Regions from separate parts of the Homo sapiens genome. Here all the other regions are linked to region 1. The links are chromatin contacts, found by Hi-C or POLR2A ChIA-PET in ENCODE. All regions are on one chromosome and are shown on one strand. Each heading gives the region's core, a stretch centred on a gene start or an enhancer-like site at or near the end of the contact. The rest is flanking DNA. Distances are from core to core; before and after follow the strand shown. Region 1 has its middle 16 kb from the start of ZNF532. Region 2 has its middle 130 kb from the start of ZNF532. Region 3 has its middle 85 kb from the start of SEC11C.

Region 1 (4,978 bases), core at 217-2,716:
ATGTTTCCATGCATTTGCACCTAATGGGATGGTTTGCAGTCTTTAATGAGGCATTGGCGCGTGTTTGAAGAGCAAGGGAGGGCAGAGAGATGGGAAAGAACAATGCAGGTCACAACGTTCATGCAGCATTTTCTTACTGTACTGACCTCTTGTCCCTGAAGTCCTGTCTGTAAAGAACGAGGTGGGAAATGTCTAAAGCATGCCTCGGGGTGCCTATCCGTGCATAGGCTAAAATGCTTTGCTGTTTCTTCTAAGCCTACTCTGCTCTTGAAGAGAGGGAAAACCTTGACGCTTTCTTTGACCTCTCAGGCCCTCCAGTTTCAGGAATTTTGCAAGGTCACATGGCTATACAATGGCAAAACCTTTTCCGCTGGGCGCGGTGGCTCAGGCCTGTAATCCCAGCACTTTGGGAGGCCGAAGCAGGCGGATCACGAGGTGAGGAGATCGAGACCATCCTGGCTAACAGTGAAACTCCGTCTCTACTAAAAATACAAAAAAAAATTAGCTGGGCGTGGTGGCAGGCGCCTGTAGTCCCAGCTACTCGGGAGGCTGAGGCAGGAGAATGGCGTGAACCCGGGAGGCGGAGCTTTCAGTGAGCCGAGATCGCACCACTGCACTCCAGCCTGGGCGACAGAGCAAGATTCCGTCTCAAAAAACAAACAAACAAACAAAACTTTTTCCAAGGTCACATGGCTATACATTGGCAGATCCATGCCTTCAGATCCCTGTCTCTTCCAAGCACCTGGGGTGAAGTGCCACCTTTGCCAGGGTCAGTGCTGGGTTGCGGGATTGTCCTACCCTAATTACTAATGGGCTGCTCCTTTCACTGGCAAAATTGTAACAGGGTTTTAAGTAATCTGTTTTGTTCAATGGTTTGAGGAGAGCAACCGTTTGTTTCTTTTCCCTTCAGTCCCTTGCAAGATGTTAGTTTTTAAGGGAGAACTGGCAGGACGGCAGGGTTGGGGGAGCAGGAAAGGCCTGGAGGGACAGGAGCATCTCTGTGACTTGCGGAGTAGCTCAGCGGGCGGGAGGAGCTGGGGCCGCAGGAGGACTCCCGAAGTGGATTAGTTTCAACCTTCACATACTGAGATGACTTGCATCGCAAGGAAGGCGGACCTGAAATCAGCCCGCAAAAGGCAGGGGCCTACACCGCAAGGCCCATTTAGTTAATTTCTACCAAGAGTCCCAAGCATGCTCGTATGGGCGGGACAGGCAAGGGGTGGCCAGCTGATCCCGCACCTGGAGCTGGGCCATTCCAGCTCTTCCCTTTCCGGTCTGCAATTTGACCTTGGACGTGCCTTCTAGCTCTGCAAGCTTCCCCAGTTGGAGACTGGGCTGTGTGAGGCCGAAATGCAACTTAGGCTGTAGGCAAGTGCCTAGCCGGGGTGCAGACAAACACAAGGGAGCTATTATTAGGCAGTTTCTGTCGGCGGAAGCGGAATTGCAATCGGGTCGCCAGCTCCGCGGGAGAGGGAGCGGGGGCGGTAGGCGGCGGTTCAGCTGGCGGCTGCGTCCTTCCCCACGCGGGGATACACCTGCCACATCAGCTGGCACCTCCCGCGGGGAAAGGTTCTGGGTTCCTCACGGTCAAAGCAGGATTCCGACTGTAGTGTATTTTCCCAGGTTCTAAACTCACCGACCCCCCCTTGTGATTGACACATTCTTTCTTTAGATATGCTAATACCTTCAATTAGATTACTGTCTAGGCTTGCCTTGGCCGGCAGGCTTTGTCTCCTAAGGGGACTTTGCCCATCTCAGGCCTTTTACATTAGATTTTTTAATAGTTCACCTCTAAGGAGGCACATAACCTTAATTCTTCAGTGGTATCTTAATCCGGATATTCCCAACCCCGACCTCGGTGCATCCATTCGCGTGTTCATTCAACAAAGGCTTCCTACTGTGACCTTAGGCTTTTTTTTTTTTTTTTTTTTTTTGAGACGGAGTATCAGTCTGTCACCCAGGCTGGAGGGCAACCTCCGCCTCCTGGATTCAAGCAATTCTGTCTCAGCCTCCTGAGTAGCTGGAACTTCAGACACACGCCACCACGCCTGGCTAATTTTGTATTTTTGGTAGAGACAGGGTTTCACCATGATGGCCAGGCTGGTCTCAAACTCCTAACCCTGGGTGATCCACCCGCCTTGGCCTCCCAAAGTGATGGGATTACAGTTGTGAGCCACCGCGCCTGGCCCAGCTAATTTTTTTACACAGAAGAACCTCCATCTAATTTTCCGAATCTATGAACTGGGTTTTTCGGTGTCTCGTTATGAAGATGAAATAAAGTAATCCTTGAAGAAGGATTAAATGAGAAAAGCTTGAGTACCATAGTGTATGGTGTCTAGCAGGCACTCGATAAATGTGTTCAGTGGGTGAATGAATAAACTTTACCTGTGATTCCTGTCACTCCTGCAGGGTGCCTCCGGCACTGTGCTACTCTTTGGGGAAGTAATGGTGAACCAGACACAGGAGGTCCTGCCCTCAGGGAGCCTGTAATCTACTCTGTGAGGGATAGAGACAAATAAAGCAATCCCAGGGCTGGGGGATAAATGCCAACAACTTGCGAAATTCTGAGCTGACTGGAGCTCCCATCAGGAGGACCTAACCAGTGTAGAGGTCTCCACAGCTCCCAGGAGGAAGTGGGCTCTAAGCTATAACGCAAATGGTGAGTAAGAGTTAGCCAGGCAGAGGGGGAGGATCTGAGTGATAGTTAAGGGACCGCCCTGATGCAAAGGCCTCCAGGCAAGAAAGTCTTTCTTCCAACCAAAGAGACACTGAGGAACTATAGGAATGTTGCTTGCCAGGGGATTTGGGCCAAAGAGGCTGGGGAGGTAAGCCAGGGCTGGACTTTGGAGGGCTGAGTAAATCCTAAAGTCTTAGGATTTTATCCTAAGAGCTATGGAGTGTTTAGGAGATAGGGGTCCACAGGCTCAATAAAAATTGGAATATGGGGCCAGGCATGGTGGCTCACACCTGTAATCCTAGCACTTTGGGAGGCTGAGGCGGGCGGATCACCTGAGGTCAAGAGTTCAAGACCAGCCTGGCCAACATGTTGAAATCCCGTCTCTACTAAAAATACATAAAATTCGCTGGGCGTGGTGGCGGGCGCCTGTAATCCCAGCTATTCAGGAGGCTGAGGCAGGAGAATCACTTGAACCTGGGAGGCGGAGGTGGCAGTGAGCCGAGATCATGCCATTGTATTCCAACCTGGGCAACAAGAGCAAAACTCTGTTTCAAAAAAAAAAAAAAAATTGGAATATGGTAATCCCAGCTATTCAGGTAGCTGAAGAGGGAGAATCGTTTGAGCCCAGGAGTTTGAGAGTTTGAGTCTGGCCTGGGCAACATAGTGGGACTCTAAAAAATATATATTTAAAAAAACAAAATAAAACTGGCGCCTGGAGGAAGAGGTAAAGGACTGCGATGACTCAGGGCTTTCAAGTTCAAACTCCAAATCCAGGAGTATGCAACACATCAGGGCGCCAGACTGCCTGGGATTGAGAGTGACTCCTTGCTTGAAAAAGTGACCTAACCTCATTTGCAAACTTGGCTCATCACAAGCCCCAAGTCGTAGGTTTGTGAGAGACAGTGGGTGAAATAATTACAGAATGAACTACTTACAACAGTACCTGGCATAGAGTAAGTGCTCCATAGTGTTGGCTATTATCCATTCTACTCAGTTCCCAGAAGTCACAGGTCCTGCAGACCCAGCTATTTTTATTTATTTATTTATTTGAAATGGAGTCTTGCTCTGTCACGCAAGCTGGAGTGCAGTGGCATGATCTCAGCACATTGCAACCTCTGCCTACCAGGTTCAAGTGATTCTCGAGCCTCAGCCTGCCAAGTAGCTGGGACTACAGGCGCCTGCCACCACGCCTGGCTAATTTTGGGGTTTTTTGTTTTGTTTTGTTTTGAGACGGAATCTTGCTTTTGTCGCCCAGATGGAGTGCAATGGCACAATCTTGGCTCACTGCAACCGCCGCCTCCCAGGTTCAAGCAATTCTCCTGCTTCAGCCTCCCAAGCAGCTGAGATTACAGGTGCCCACCACCACAACTGGCTAATTTTTGTATTTTTAGAGAGATGGGGTTTCACCATGTTGGCCAGGCTGGTTTCAAACTCCTGACCTCAGGTGATCCGCCTGGCCTCGGCCTCCCAAAGTGCTGGGATTACAGGCATGAGCTACCATACCTGTACCCAGCAGAGCTAGCTGTTTAAAACACCGGGGAGGAATGCAGGGGGAGGGGGAAATTTACAAACCGCAGGATGATGTAAACTCCAGGAACTGCGAACTCCTCCTTTTATAATAGTTTAGTCATGGTCCTTGCAAATTTGGTTGATTGATTTCAGTAGCTGATTAGAAAGCAGAAGCTGCCAAGCAGGTCCACTAGGAATGGCAGAAGCAGTAATTCCTTCTTCCAGGAGTACAGCTCGAGGAAAACTGTGGAAGTACCATAAGGAACAGAGGCAAGACCCCAGAAGTATAGCAAACTAGCAGATGGTGGCCATTTAGAACAGAGGGCAAGGGTCTTATGCATCCAAAGTACACTAAAGACTTCACTGTATTGTAGTACAATTATTGAGCACTTAAAGGCTCTGTTCAGATTCCAGCTTGCCCATTACAGTAGGAGGATGTTTCAGGAACTTGAGAAATAACATTATGTCGGACAATGGAATCAGACCAGGCACGGTGGCTCAAGTCTGTAATCCCAGCACTTTGGGAGGCCAAGGGGAGTGGATCGCTTGAGGCCAGGAGTTAGAGACCAGCCTGGCCAACATGACGAAACTCTGCTTCTATGAATAATACAAAAAAAAATTAGCCAGCCTTGGTGGTGTGGGCCTAGAGTCCCAGCTACTCGGGAGGCTAAGCCAGAAGAATCGCTTGAACCCAGGAGGCGGAGGTTGCAGTGAGCCAAGATCGCCTCACTGCACTCCAGCCTGGGCGACGGAGTGAAACTGTCTCAAAAAGAAAAGAAAAAAAGGCATACC
Region 2 (4,548 bases), core at 1,482-3,981, 140 kb after region 1:
TGAGTTTCCATCCTAGGATCTTTGACCAACAGTGAAATTTCCTCTTGAAATTTTTGGGCAGCCAAGAAATTTATAAAATATGACTCAGAGGAACCCTTCATCTATCCCAAAGGATAGTCTGAAAATAAAAAGTAATGTGCCAAATGTAGGATGCTATTTGTGCAATTTACACACACACGCATGCACACACACGCACACACACACGCTTTGCAAATATCAGATGCTGTAAGGATTCCAGATTGTAGCTCTTAATTTTAACATACATCTTCTAAACAAAGAACCTACCCTTAATTACCTTAAAAACTTGGCTCCTACTCAAGAGGTGTAACTCACTCTGCTTAAATGCATCCTTGAAACTTCTTGTTTTCTTTGACAATTTTTGTTTTTCTTTTCTCAGTTATGAATCTCACACCCTTACCGAGTTAGCTGTAAGCCTTTGGAATATGACAATGTGAATGTCTTTCTTTATAAAGATCATGATAACCAGAAAACAATCTATAGTAGATGCACAGAACATAAATAGAAAGGATTATTCATAACATCCCACTACAGCAGTCAAACCACAAACCATCCAGCAAGACAGGGAGAAACAAAATACATCCCCAACAACCAGAAAACAAATTACAAAATGGCAGTAATAAGTTCTCACCTGTCAGTAGTTACTTTGAATGTAAATGGGTTAAATTTTCTAATATGAGGACAGAGTGGCTGAATGGATTAAAAAAAAGACCTAAGTACCCGACTGTATGCTGCCTACAAGAGACTCAACTCTCTTAAGGATGCACATAGACTGAAAATGAAGGAATGAGAAGATACTGTATGCAAATGGAACCAGAAGAGAGCAGAGGGTAGCTATACCTACATCAGACAAAGCAACTTTAAGTCAGAAGCAATAAAAGAGACAAAGGACATTATATAACAATGAAAGGGTCAATTCATCAAGAGGATACAATAATTATAAATGTATCCAACATTGAATGAAGCACCTAAATATATAAAGCAAATATTAATAGATCTGAAGGGAGATAGAAACTATAATACAATAATAGTAGGGGACATCAATACCCCACTTTCAATAATGGATTACCATCCAGACAGAAAATTAATAAGGAAACATTGGACTTGAACTACACTTTATGACCTGACAGACATATACAGAACATCCCATCCAACAGCAACAGGATACACATTTTTCTCAAGTACACACAGAACTTTCTCCAGGATGGATCATATGTTTGGCTGCAATACAAATCTAAACAAATTTCAGGGGATCAAAATTACCTTAAGTATCTTTTCTGACCACAATGGTGTGAAACTTGAAATCAGTAACAGGAGAAATCTTGGAAAATTCACAAATAAGTAGAAATTAAACAACATGGGTCAAAGAAGAAATAAAAAAGAAAATCAAAAAAATCTTGAGACAAATAGCAACTATGTACCAAACACCTATGGGATGCAGCAGAAGCCATTCCAAGAGGGAAATTTATAGCAAGAAATGCCCATATTTCTGTGAAAAGTCTCTCTTCATGCTACTAGAAGTTTCTGGAGTAGCCAGTTGTCATTCTATAGTCACTGTTACCCCCAATCAACCCATTCTGAACAGCCCAGCCTCAGTTCACATGGTTTGAGTATAAGGCTGAATTTGAGACTAGGCTACTCTCAGTCTTTTCAGAGTATTTTCTTTTCACATCCATTTTTTCTTCACAGTCCCAATGGATTTTGAATGTTTTAGTAACGATTCAATACATTGGATAAAACTTTAATGATCTTAGCCTACATTTTTCTAGGCATTTGCTCATTTATATTTGCTGCCTTCTTTGGAAATCTAGATTTGGGGGTACCCTAGATCCTGTTTCAATTAAGGTCCCAGCAGAATGCAGTGCAGCACACTGCAAAAGGTTTAACTTTCAAGAAATTAAGGAAGGGACTATACACAGAGCTGTGTGCTGGAACAAGGCCTGAGAAGCCTGAGTAGGGGTGGAAGCTGGAGCTGTGGGAAAAGGGCACTCAGGAAGAGCCACTGCCAGAGCCACAGTGAAGCCAGGAAGGTGTGGGGAGCGGAATCACCAGGAGGCCCTCTCATCACACTCAAAGATTTCCTGCCCGCACCTCCCACCTGCCAAAGCTAAATACAAGCTAGATGACAAGGCAGCCACAGTAATAGTCTATAGATGTCCGTGTGTTGGGCACAAAACAGGACAAAGAAGGGTGGATGAAGGATCTGGGTTTCCGAGTGGGAGGTTATAATGATCACTGACACGTGGCATGCACTTTCAGGAGTGCGTGTTCTATGCCTGTTTTGTCAACATGCATTTTGTCCCCTACAGGCAGGCTCTCCAATGGAATACGGTACTTCAGATTCTACATTTACCCTTTCTAATTACCTTGCCAGGTTTCTCCTGGAATTATACCTTTTCCCTAGTGGTTATTTTTATGCAAGGAAACAGAATCACATTTCCCAGAAGATATTCCTTACCAGTTTCTAAATTCAATTTATGAGGTTAGTTCTGACTCATCACGTAGCGCTATTTATAATGTTTCCCAGTATTTAAGGGAACTGATTATTAAATTTGCTGTGCTATTTTATTGCAAGCTGCTTTATCCTTGAGCTTTTCTTATAGTTAGAACTGTACATTACATGACCATGGCAGATCTATTTGCAAATACAATCCTTGGCAAGACCATGTTTTCACCCGGGGGAGTTCTATAATTAGAGTCCACCATAGCACACCTCCAAGTCCAACTCAGTTCCAGAAAGTGTGGGTTTCGCCCCTGAGTCCATGAGTCATTTCCTGACCTTCAGGTCATGTCATGCTTAATTGGATTGGTTATTTTTGGAGAACAAATGCTATTTGTTTTTTAAAAAAGAACAAGGTAGGCACAGGTCCGCTGATCAGAGAGGATGGTGTGATGTTGACAAGAGTTAACGGGAAGTAGAGCAACATCTTCCACCCTTTCCAAGGTGGAAACAGATGCATCTGTAAGCAGGAGTAATGAATGTCTCTACTTTGCCAGTTCAGCACCTGAACTTCCCTTTCCAGTGTTGGGGGTACCTGCCATTGTATGAATCTTGGCAAGAGATAGATCTTACCTCCCACTGCAGAATCCAGAAGGTCACTCACCCTGACTCCCAGCAGCCTAACTTCAGGCACGGGATGACCAAAACTATGCTCCTGCTCGACTCTTCAGTAGGTGATACAAAGGAGCGGGCCAGTTCAACACCATTTGTCTGGTGGCGTGATGGCAGCATAGTGGCAATGGCCGTGGTGACTCTGAATTGAGAGTAGACTTGTGAACTGTTTGTCAAGGTGAGGGAAGTCAGTTTGTCTTTAAGGAACTACTGAATGTCTTGGACACAAGCAGTGCCAACATCATGGGGAGAACCTAAAGTTTAGACTCTTGGTTCCCTCTGAATAAGACACCAGCTAAACAACATGCCAGTCTCTGTTGTTTCAGAAGAGACCAAAATAAATGGAAGCGAGTGCCTTTCAATTGCTATAAGACCAGCCCCGGAAGACCTCCCTGCTCCCGTCACCATATCTAACCTCACCTCCTATCACTTCCCCCTACTCCCATGTCACTCCTTTTCGTTCCTATCCACGATTCATATTCCTGTTACAGGACCTTGGCACATGCTCTTCCTTCTCGTGGAATGCTCTTTCCCCAGTTCTCATGAGGGTTTTTCACATGTTTCACATCCGGTCCATGCAGAAGTCCCCCGCCTGGAGAGCCTTCCCCAATTCCCTTACTGAAATGTGCCCACCCCACTGAGCACACACCTGCTTTGCCACTCTCCATCTCCGCTTCCCATTATTTTTCTCCCTGGCACTTATCACTGCCTGACATGATATGCTTATGTGCTAAGTGTCTGCCATCCCCTGGAAGAATGTTCTAAGATTTTCCATGAACTCTCTGCTTGCTTTCTAATCTGAAACTGCCATTTCCTCTCATTGCAAGAGGCATTCTTCCTTTTGCGGCCTGAGAGCAGTGGGTATTAGTTATATTTTCCCCTTTGATCCTTATTCTGGACAGTCAAAACTGATCCTTGTTTTCTCAAACCCATTGCCAAGTGATGGGAGCCCGAATGCCCTTTCCTTTTTAATAGTTACTTGAATAAAGTGACCGTGTCATAAATAATAGCACCAGCCGGTTGATTGCTGCTGCTTCCGGAAACGTTAGAGGCCTGCTTTCAGGAAACGAAGGCATTATTTATTTTCATGTCCTATTTTTATGCCCAGCAAACTGCTTGCAAAAAACAAAAAACAAAAAACAAAACAGGTACCTAAAATATTTTTGTAAAATGACTGAGCTTCCTTGAGCCTTGATTAGTCATAATTTTTTTTTTCTTAGGGGTTGGGACAAACAGAAGGATCTTGAGCTATTAATTACCCAGAAGTAAGATCCTCTTTTTCTTTTTTATTTAGGTAGTATTTTTAAACCATCGTAAGTGGTTTTTATTCCTAATGATTAAAATGTGGAGGTGGGTTCTGCTCATTATATTTTTTCTCCACTTGAAAAAAGATGAAGTATTTAATGCTGAATTCTAAA
Region 3 (4,607 bases), core at 863-3,362, 210 kb after region 1:
GGATGTGAAATATGAATATCTCTAACTCAATTTCCTTTGTCTTCCCATGGAAATTCGCCCCACCCACCTACTAAATTCTTCCTCCTAGTCCAGGCAGGTGGAGAGTGTGGAGCAGAACTGGTAAATGAAGGAAGAGTGACCTTTGCTGCTCTCTTTTCAGTGCAATGGCTGGACCTGGTACCTTGCCAATGACTTCCAGTTCCACCTCACCACACCAGTGATTATCTTCATCCATGTAAAGTGAGTCTGATTGGGACAAGCTTTTCTCCTCATGTGCCCTCTTTCACAAAACCCTCAGAAAGTATCCCAGTTCCGTGCAGAGCTGCTTTTTAAAATCTAGGAAACTTTACAGAAAAGTAAATACCAAATCCTCTACGGTCTGCCTTCTTCTGCATTCTTTTCCAACATTGATCCTACGCCAGTCAGTGTGTGTTTTGCAGAGTTACAATCAGTGTGTGCATGTAATATCTAGTGCTCAGCTTTTTCCATTTAACTGTTCTTATAAACATTGCCACATATTGACATAACCTGCATACTTGGCAGTTTTAGGGTTTATCTACCATTTTTATGGTTGGGTATCTAGATTGTGGCCAATTTTTCATGATTATAAATGTCACTGCAATGCATGCCTTTGAACACACTACTTTTTCTCTTAGTTATTTTCACAGGGGCAGATTTCCAACTGGAATTGCTAGGTCAAAGGGTAGGAACAATTCTGTGGCACTTGTCACATATTGTGAGATTGCTCTCCAGAAAGAGTGAAGTAATTTACAACGCCCTCAGCCATGTATCGGTGCACCAGCTTTCCCACATTGGATATTTATCACCTTAATTTTTGTTAGTTTTAGAAACACCTTAAGGCCTCAATAATTCATGGAGAGACTTGTAGTTGTGGATTATTCATGCCATATTTTAAAAATTTATTGTTCTTTGTGTTAAAATATATGTTCAATTTAAGAAACATTGGAAAACATTAGGAGTTAAGAGAGGGGGGAATAATCACCCCAGTTCCACTTTGTCAGTCAAGGGAAGGAGAATTTGCTGCTAATATTTTGGGGCTTATCCTTCTGATATTTTTTCTGCCCAGTTTTTTTTTTTTTTTTTTTTTTTTAAAGAGATGAGGGTCTCACTCTGTCACCCAGGCTGCTATAGTGCGGTGGTGCCATCATAGCTCACTGCAGCCTCCAACTCCTGGGCTCAAACGATTCTCCTGCCTCAACCTCTCGAGTAACAGGCATGGACCACTGCACCTTGCTAATTTTTTACCTTCTGTAAAGAGATGAGGTCTTGCCGTGTTGCCCAGGCTGTGCCCTGCTTTTGATACATGAAAGCATTCTGTATATACACCTTGGTATCTTTCTTTCAATAGTTTTATGACACATGCATTTCCCTATATTATTTTATTTTTAAAGCAACATAATTTAAATGTCTGCATAACATTCCATTCCATGAACTAACTATATAATTTATGTATACCTTCTATTGTTTAATACTGGGATTATTTCCAATGTTATGCATTCATAAATAATGGCTTGATAAATATTTTCATGGAAACCATTTGTCTCCAACTTTGATACTTCTCTACAACATATATCTTTGAGGGGAATTAATAGGTCAAAGGGCATGAATGTCTTTTACGCTCTTGAATCATAATGATAAATCACTTTCCGTAGAGGGAACATCAATATTCAGTCCTCTAGTCATCCAATTTAACTGTTGCCAGAATGGAATATTAATAATAAAACAAAACATCTGAGTCTTCACATGTTCTTCCTTCTGTGTCCAAGTTTCCTCTTCTTATAAGGACACAGTCATATTGGATTAAGGCCCACCCCAATGACCTCGTTTAATGTTAATTATTGCTTTAAAGACTCTATCTTCAAATACAGTCACACTCTGAATTACTGGGGGTTAGGATTTCAACATAGGACTTTGTTGGGGACATAATTCAGCCCATAACATTCAATGTCAGGAAGATTTATGAGTTTAGTTGAAATGGTGCTAGCTGGAAGAGACTTGTGGAGTCTGTGGTGGAGATACTGATCTTGGAAGTAGGTGCCAGGGACTGGGCTCAAGTCCCCCAGGGAGTTAAACACATATTTACTCGGGTGGCTGTGGGTTTTTATTGGATGGCCTGACTACCACTTACCTAGGACACTGAGTTCTTATGCCTCCGCACTCTAGACTTGCCTGGGAACCCATGTGAGTGTCCTTGTGACTGAGGAGCACTGGCCCCGTGTCAGCATCTTTCCCAAAGGCTGTCGTGGAAGGTGGATTTCAGTCCTTCAGCTGAAAACCCACACTGTCCAAACTTGTGACTATGCAACAAGATTTAGCTTATAAGTGGAGGGAAATATAAAAGTAGGGCTTTTCTTCCTTTAGAGAATATAATTCCATGGAATGCCAGTGGAATCAGGTCTTTCTGGAGCTCAGTAATTCAAGGAGAGAAGAGCTAAGGGGTCTGGCAGAAGTCATAGTAAATATACATACAGCATTATTACCATAACCCCCTGCTTACCCTCATAGCAGACATTAGTAATCAATCATAGCATCATGGAGCTAGAATTCATCCTTCTTTCCAAATATTACACTAACATTGGTACTCTGGCTGAAAATAATTTTCTCCCTGTATCACTTGATAACTGAATAGTATCTATCTCATCCCTTCCTCATGAACAGCCATGGCAACTTTCACTAGCAGAATTGCATTGTCAAAGGCATTTTCCAGGTCAGGCTGTGCCTGGATGGTCTCGCACTTGTGTTTGACATTTCTTCCACACCACTGTGGATCCTCTTAATCCCAACCCTCACACTTCGGAGCAGGTACAACCAGACAGCGCCTCACTCTGGGTGCTTCAGGAAACATCCTAGTCTTATACATGCACGGTCCCAAAGTGTGGAGGAATTAATTTGTGTGGGACCATCCTTAACCCATTTGAGATAGAAGACAGTGGGAAAATCCTTCTGTCTTTCATCTCACAGGACAGTTTTAAGGTACATTTCATATGGCCCTGTGGAACATTCTGGAAGAACTGAGCATTGGCCACCTTGATAGCACATCCTGGTATTGGTTTTCCCTGCTTCCCTGTTCTCCTACCCTATCCCTCATTCCTACACCCACGTGAACTACCTGCACCCGGACATTTGTCTCAGGCTCTGCTCCTCAGTTGAAGGCGTGCCTGGTTCCCCCTCTGCATTAGTCCGTTTTCACATGCTATAAAGAACTACCTGAGACTGGGTAATTTATAAAGAAAAGAGGTTTAATTGACTCATGGTTCTGCAGGCTGTGCAGGCTTCTGCTTCTGGGAAGGCCTCAGGAAACTTACAATCAGGGCAGATGGGGAACCAGGCACATCTTAATATGGTGGGAGCAGGAGGAAGAGAGCAAAGCGGGGAGGTGCTACACACTTTTAAACAGCCAGATCTCATGAGAATTCACTCACTATCACAAGAACAGCAAGGGGGAAATCCATCCCCACGATCCAGTCACCTCCTATCAGGCCCCACTTCAACACTGGGGATTACAATTCCACATGAGATATGGGCAGGGACAAAGATCCAAACCATACCATCCTCCTTCTCGATCCTCTCTCCCCTGTGCTTGGAGTGGGTCCACCCCGTGTCCCACCCTGCCTTTGACAGTCCTCTCTCCCAAATCAACCACCACTTGTATCCATATCGGGTTTCATAGATGACAAGGGACGTTCCCAGGCATGGACTCCTTTTGAGCTGCATAGTAAGCCTCAGGGTGGGCAGGCGAGGATGCGATTACTGTTCCTGTCTAGACCAGGAAACTCAAGCTCAAGGCCCTGCCCGGTGTGGCACAACTAATGGATGGTCAAGACCGAGGCTGCCTCAGGTCCTCCAGCCCCAGCCCCGCTCTCCCTGCCACTCATCAGCCTCTCAAAAGCAGGGCCTCTCAAAAGCAGGAAGTACCTCTGATGGTCAGGATTTCCAGCCTTTCGTGCCATAGGAAGCGCATGTGTGGGGCAAGAAACTGAAGGGCACTCCTCTCCGTATCCTCTCTTCTTTGCAGGAGTACACAGATCCTCATCCTCCTTGGGGCCATGCTGTTCTTGGCATCTTTCACAGCCACTGCTCTGATCACCTTGGCATATAAACTTCCTGTCGTGGCTCCATCAGAAACCAGGTAATGCGGTTCCCCAGCCTGCCCCTTTCTGGCCAGGACTTCCCGGGGAGGGCTGCTGAATGCCAGGCTGTTCACCCTGTGCCCTTTGGTTCATGGAAAAAGTGGGTATGAAACTTTTGGTCTGGATGGGAAAGCTGATTGCCTTCTTGCTTCCAAACTTCTGAACCTTTCAACCTGCACTGGTAGGTCCTCTCTGAACTCAACGTTGCCCATTGAAACGCTTCCCAGAGGAAGGAGCGCCCCCATGTGGCTGTACTGTGTTTCTCCTCCAGCAGCCAATTGCTGCTTGGTGGCTCTGTTGGATGGAGAGACTGAACCTACCTCTTCAAGGTCACACAACTAGTAGGTGGCACAGGTGTGATTTGAACTTAGAAGCCAATCCACAGTGCTATTTCCCCTCCCCAATGAGGCATGTATGACACTTACACAGGAAAAACTGTTATGATTACCTGCTAAT

The links. Hi-C counts contacts between places; a loop is a spot of excess contacts on that map. ChIA-PET counts read pairs that join two places held with the same protein, here RNA polymerase II (POLR2A). Pooled maps may share reads with other maps.
Region 2: a loop to region 1 is called in a map of cardiac septum, with 2.6 times the contacts of the local background. The contact joins two enhancer-like sites. A Hi-C loop is called at or near these places in 2 of 168 maps with a recorded cell type or tissue (aorta and cardiac septum) and 5 of 50 pooled maps. POLR2A ChIA-PET finds 5 or more read pairs at or near these places in 3 of 52 experiments (PC-9, WTC11 and activated B cell).
Region 3: a loop to region 1 is called in a map of testis, with 5 times the contacts of the local background. The contact joins two enhancer-like sites. A Hi-C loop is called at or near these places in 5 of 168 maps with a recorded cell type or tissue (ascending aorta, heart left ventricle, left cardiac atrium and 2 more), 1 of 37 single-sample maps with no recorded cell type and 5 of 50 pooled maps. POLR2A ChIA-PET finds 5 or more read pairs at or near these places in 1 of 52 experiments (IMR-90).

The regions. Positions count from the first base shown.
Region 1 is chr18:58,846,230-58,851,207 of GRCh38, forward strand. No RefSeq gene overlaps it. Among named protein-coding and RNA genes, the nearest start is that of ZNF532, 16 kb to the right of the region's middle. RefSeq lists enhancers at 1-390, 391-1,203, 1,204-2,016. Within about 2 kb of position 1,467, at least 12 of the 41 ENCODE cell types and tissues checked have a DNase peak (open chromatin) inside an H3K27ac peak, as active enhancers do.
Region 2 is chr18:58,988,825-58,993,372 of GRCh38, forward strand. No RefSeq gene overlaps it. Among named protein-coding and RNA genes, the nearest start is that of ZNF532, 130 kb to the left of the region's middle. Within about 2 kb of position 2,732, at least 9 of the 41 ENCODE cell types and tissues checked have a DNase peak (open chromatin) inside an H3K27ac peak, as active enhancers do.
Region 3 is chr18:59,053,004-59,057,610 of GRCh38, forward strand. It overlaps the pseudogene OACYLP. Among named protein-coding and RNA genes, the nearest start is that of SEC11C, 85 kb to the right of the region's middle. Within about 2 kb of position 2,113, at least 7 of the 41 ENCODE cell types and tissues checked have a DNase peak (open chromatin) inside an H3K27ac peak, as active enhancers do.